Regions from separate parts of the Homo sapiens genome. Here region 1 is linked to region 2. The links are chromatin loops, found by intact Hi-C in ENCODE. Cell type or tissue: chondrocyte. All regions are shown on one strand. Each heading gives the region's core, and the rest is flanking DNA. Links, peaks and the distances in the headings are about the cores only. Region 1 overlaps LINC02699 (long intergenic non-protein coding RNA 2699). Region 2 holds the start of LUZP2 (leucine zipper protein 2).

Region 1 (2,922 bases), core at 178-2,677, 1.2 Mb after region 2:
GTATCCCGGAGCTTAAAATAAAATTAAAATAAAATAAAATAAAGGGGGAAAAAAGAGTAGAAGGAAGGAATATCATTAAATTTGAGGATAATAGAACTTGTCATACATAGTGACTGACTGGGTTTAGGATTATGATGGGAGATAGGGGAGTTGAAATAACTTTCAGGGGCATAATTGTGTGGTTCATCTAACATTATAAAATTCTTCAATAAAATTCTTGAACTTTAGTGGGAAGGAATATTTTCCTGAGGAGCTAGTTAAAAATTATTTTATGAACTCCACTCACCTCCAGAAATTCTAAAGGATTCTGGCTCAGGTTGAGAAATATTGCCCTCTGGAGTTTAAAGTGGTATTTATAGGCAATTTTCAAATCCAATGTTACAAATATTTCCTGAATGTGAATTGTGATTTCAGCATTGCATACGTAATTCTGGCTCTGATTACTGCCAGCATTTTTTTTCAAATACATACGTAGATTTTTTTAATCTTGCCAAGAAAATGGGTAAATAATGAAGCTCTTAGATAATTACAAAATACAAAACACATTGAAATGTCAAAGAGAGTGTCTATAAATAATGAAATTCACTACTGTCCCTAGCTCAAATGATAATGGTTTTTTCTAAACACATTTTCCTGGCCTATAGTTACTGGGCACAATAAAAGGTGTGAAAACATTTTGGCATCCTTAACACCATTTATAAACTATTTCTTTCTAAGAAAATAATACAAATTGTCTGAATATCTAAGTATTTATTCGACTTTCTGTTGTGTTTTTGTGTACTTTCCAAAATATGTAAGTCAGCCAGGTAGAAACAAACCTCTACCTAGATTAAAACGAAAATTTTAGTTGGTCAGTATCTGCTGTTTCTGAATGCCACATCATCCAGTTGTTACTCTTTAATTATTATATAAGAATATAACACTAACATTATTTAAAGATTTTATTTTTAGGTATAGCAGTATAGTGTAGTCTAGTATTAGAGATGTGCAAATCATGTTTAAAGTTAACAGAAAATTACACATGTAAGAAAAATAACTAATCCATAGTTTTGTTTGTTTGTCTGTTTGTTTTTTTCCTGAAACACTCTGTGAGTGCTGATGGAACTCTGGTGTCAAATATCTTCTAGAATACAAAGAACATTCCATCATCATGATGCACTGTTATGGCGCCCTCTATAGGCAACCCAGCTCTTCTAATTTAAAAGTTGCTGCATTTGTGATGATTTTCATCTTGACTGGGGATGGTAAGTTCAGAAAAAAAAAAAAAAAAAAAGATAAATGTTAAAAGACAGAAGCCTCTCTCAGATACAATTTAAATAGACTGGAAGTCTCATGAAGCTCTGAACTATACAGGTCATTGCCATTAAAGAGGTAGTATAGAGTTTCTAAGTGACTCAGAAAATTCCCTTTGCTCAACTACTAGGCAAGGGAACTGACCCTAGAGAGGACTGTTAGGGGCTGAATGGTATCCTACAAAATTCATATATTGGAGTCCTAAATCCAGTTCCTCAAAATGTCACTGTATTTGGAGATAAGACCTTTAAAGAGCTAATCATATCAACGTGAGGTTACTGGAGTGGGTGCTAATCCAATTATGACTGGCATTCTTATAAGAAGACTAGATGAGGACACAGACTTTCATAGATGAAAGACTGTGCTTTGACACAGAGAGAAGGTAGCCATCTGCAACTAACACATTGACATAACCTCTAGGCTTCATAGTTGTCATTTAAACAGGTAGAGTATGTTTCCAAGGAAGCATTGACTTTGTAGTTCCCTTTTGAATTGCTGGAAATTTGATGTGATTTATCTAATTAAGATTATATGTCAGTGCCCTTAAAGCCTTTTTTTGGCCAATTCTGTCTAGGCAGTGAGTCAAGGATGCTTATTGCTTGACATGCTAAAACAGAAAGGTCATCCTTCCATTTTTTTATTGTAATTAGTACACTTACAATGTCTTTCATGTCCAGGGAATAATCCTGTATATTTTGAAAACCAAATCAGTTCTGGAATTTAAGAGCTATTATTGCACTGTACTTTCATCAAAAAGCAAGTATCCAAGAAAATCAACTTCATTTTTTTTTTGTACTGGAGAATATATCCTCGAGATATGACCAGAGTCTTTGAATCCCAAATTGAAAGGCTTGATGTGACAAAGGAATTTTTTTTCAATATGAGCTATGAATTCATTTGGATTGAAATTTTACAAATAGATAAATACAAAATCAATTTTGGTTTATCAAATGAATTACCATTACTGAAAAGAAAAAAATCCTAGAAAATTGGAATTATGGGGAAATCTCAAGACATACATTGGCTGAAACTTTAGAGAGAAGTTTAATAGCTTAGATTTACAGAGAGAATTTTAAATAAGAAAAGAAAAATTGCTTCAGAAGAATACAGAAATCTCTCCTTCTACCTTATGACTGACTCAGGTTTCCCAGGCATGTCAGCTCCAGGCAAGGATGCAGGTTTTGATGAATGAAAAAGCCCAGTTGAGATGACATAAGAAAATTTATAAATGATTTCCCACACACAAAAAAGTCTGTAATAGATTCTCAAATTGGGAATAAGAAGCCATAGGGAGTTTTTTAGAAGGATTAAGAGAAAGCCACCTTTTAGATAGCTCTGCCCAGTCCTTGGTGAATCATATTGATTATTATACACAGAATCCAGAGGACAGAGAAATCTCCCAGCAAAGGTAGTCTAGGTAAAAGACCTTGAATCCATTCCTCATGAAAAAGAGAAAGAAAAAAGGATCTGGCATTTTGCAATACCCACTCAGCAGCCATTTACCTGATACCTGGTTATTTTAAAATAACTTTGAGTTTGTGTGGTTTTACTAATAGTCTTCAACAGTATCCTAAAATGGAAACATAGCAGCCCAGAACAGAGTCAACATTATGTAAGAACCCATGGCCT
Region 2 (2,922 bases), core at 131-2,630:
CAGCTGTCCATTATCTTTCGGGACTTTGGTGCACCTCACCCTTTACTGAACACAACTTTGTGTCAAACACTGGGCTAGGAGTGCTAGTTGTGATGTTTGAGGCAACAGTGGAATTTTTCTTAGGACTTAGTAGAACCAGTTCTTTTTTTTAATATGCATAGTCAGATTTTGATGATATTCAGTCTGCTCATATCTATAATAGTGATATTAACGTCTATTTCACTAGGATGGCTCTTGTGAAGATTAAATTAAATACTGTATGAAGAAGTGCCTTATACACAGTTATATAACCAGGATAATATCCAGATGGAATTCTCATTCTCTCTCTCTCTCTCTCTCTCACTCTCACTCACACACACACACACACACACACACACACACACACACATGCAATATCATCTTATAAATATCCTAGAATTGAATATCTCAGTAGCAGAGATAGTAGTTCTGTTTCTCAGAATTGCTTTTGCAAAATGGTGTTTTGGATTATAATTGTGCTATTTAATTTTTCTAATTAAAATTTCTAAATAGAGCCTATTAAATATTGGATGCTTATGATAGAACATTTGAAAATATAGAAAACCAAATGACCTACAAAACCTCTACCTTCCAGTACCATCATTCCGAGCTGATTACTGTTAACATTTTAATGGTTTTTGTCCGCTAGGTCTCCTTGATGAGTTTCACCTGAGGAAAAGGACTCCTTCAGGTGTGTGAACTTGAGCCACCAGGTCCAACCCCATTGGCAGGTGCTGGTACAGACGACTGAAATCAGAGGAAGATCAGAAATCTTCAAAACCCAGAGCAGCAGATGTCTTAACGGTCCCGAAACGTTCTTTGGTTCTTTGCAGTCAACATTCACGGGTTAAGAAGATTGCAATGCCATGACGGGCTGAGGTTGCATTTCTGGACGCTGCTTACTCCCGCTTCCTTCCATCTGTTTCAGGCAAATCATTATGCAGTTCTAATTAGAACAATCTTCTAAACACTCTCTCCAGAGCGACGTTCTTCCAAACACGGTTTAAGCGGCGAGAGACACCTGCCTAGGACCCTACGCGTCTGGAAGTCTCTCCCAGTGAATTGGGTCTCATCTCCTGCCGAGTACGCAAGTTCAATTATCGGCAGATTAGGTTTCTACTCTCCGTGCCCCGCCCCGCGCCATCCTGGGGAGCAGCGGGAATAAATGATCCGCCCCTGGCCAGTGCTCACCCGACTGACCAGAGCGCAGCCCGGTGACCGAAGCGCACGGGGCGATCGCGAGGCGCCCCCTCCCTCTCCCCGCGCCGCCTCCAGCGCGAGTGACGGCGCGCCCTCCGGGCTCCGGAGCGGCGGCGCCGAACAATCCCCGGCAGGGCTCGCCTCGCCGGTGACATCACTCCTGAAGATACTCCTCGCTCCCAGCGCCTGCCTTCCCCAGGCGTCCGTTCGTGTGCCCGTCTCCGCCTTTCCGCCTCGGAAGAGCGCTCATCACTGGCTGGGGACAGAGCCGGGCACCAAGGAGCGACAGGATCCCGAAGAGAGAGAGAGAAGGCAGCGAGGGAAGGAGGACCCCGGCAGGCAGCAGCATGAAATTCAGCCCAGCGCACTACCTGCTGCCTCTCCTGCCTGCGCTGGTCCTCAGCACCAGGTGAGTCCAGGAGCGTGAGTGACCTGAGGCCAGGGGCGCTGCCGGGGCGAGGTTGGTCCTACTGTGGGTCACCAGTGGGGGCCAAGGCACTTCAGCTGTTTGCATCTCCCGCCTAAGCAAGAGGGACGCTGTATGGTTTGGGCTCTGAAATCCTTCTGAGAGAGCAGAGCCCTTTCCTAGTTATCCCAGCCCCCTGGAGAAAGTCTTAGGATTGCTCTCAGTGAGGGATCAAAAGCTTTCTCTTCCGAAGGAGAGAAAAGACATTTTACCCTCCGGTCCTATTAGTAGCCAAAAGGTAACACGCGGTAAAAGAACAAAATAAAGAACGGAAATAGGCAAGGAGGGAATTGCCACCAGGCAGTGTCTTTACATTGGAGTTGTCTTAATAACCATAGAGCTTCTCCCTTCCCCCAAGTGTGCCTGATTTAAGGAAGAGGAAACCAGAGAAAACAGATTAATCCTGGAAGATGCTAAGACTTGTACAAAAGTTCCTGGACTCCTGAAATGGCATGTTTCAACGTCTTGGATAAGCTTAGTGATAGGCGTTTTCTTTTGACTGTCTTGTGAACAGGTCTAATTAAAGAGCACAGAAGGCGATTAAAAGTTAGAAGACACTCTCAGAGTGCTGATGCAGAGACCCTAGTCAGAAACAATTAAGTACTGTACTCCATCACTGGCCATGGATGGGACTTTAAGCCCCATTACAGAGGAGCTATTTTTGGTGGAGATTTAAAATGCAGAGATTGAGAAGAGTTTTGTGACTCCCCACTGTTGATCAAGTCCCAAAGTTGTGATGGGTTTGCTTTTTTCTTCCACAAGCGCAGCACAAAGGTGGACTGTTTAGTTGCCCAGGACTGTCTTTATTCTGCATGCCCTTAGCATCATATTGGCAGCAACCTCTTTCCCTTGGCTACTATAAAATAAAATAACCCACACAGGATGAAGATCCTTTCAAGTCTACGTGAATAGAAACATTATTTGATTGTGCATCTGATGGCAAATAAAGTAGGGATATAGGGTTGTTTCTAATTCTGAAATGGAAAAGGATGAAGAAAACTTACTCTGTCTTACAAATCAAGGCTGTAAAATTCTTGATTCCGTTCCTAATCTACACACCTTCTTTCAGGCCTGTGTAACCAAACTTTCCTTTTAGTGTAGAGACTATTTCATTTACCCTCAATAATTGATAAATTTAGTCTTTCCTTGCAAACAAAGCCCAGGTGACTTTCCCAGATTAAAATGAAATGTAAGTTTGATTCTTCATTTTCTGTAAGGTTTGCTTGTCACTTCAGCTC

What was found. A loop is a pair of places that touch in the nucleus more often than their neighbours do. Peaks named below come from ENCODE experiments on the same cell type or tissue, not always from the same donor. Only the 100,000 strongest peaks of a DNase experiment are listed, where the experiment ranks them.
Region 1: a loop joins it to region 2, with 3 times the contacts of the local background. A loop is called at or near these places in 4 of 110 quality-filtered maps.

The regions. Positions count from the first base shown.
Region 1 is chr11:25,733,626-25,736,547 of GRCh38, forward strand. The region is part of intron 2 of LINC02699 (long intergenic non-protein coding RNA 2699); the gene reads left to right. Among named protein-coding and RNA genes, the nearest start is that of LINC02699, 280 kb to the left of the region's middle. In chondrocyte, for the core only: CTCF peaks have their summits at 314 (motif pointing left), 1,167 (motif pointing left) and 1,367; no DNase peak of the experiment used is centred there.
Region 2 is chr11:24,495,679-24,498,600 of GRCh38, forward strand. It overlaps LUZP2 (leucine zipper protein 2), which reads left to right and starts at 1,375. Exons shown (of 12, transcript NM_001009909.4): 1 at 1,375-1,627. The coding sequence starts at 1,566. In chondrocyte, for the core only: CTCF peaks have their summits at 1,526 and 1,732; a DNase peak (open chromatin) is centred at 1,433.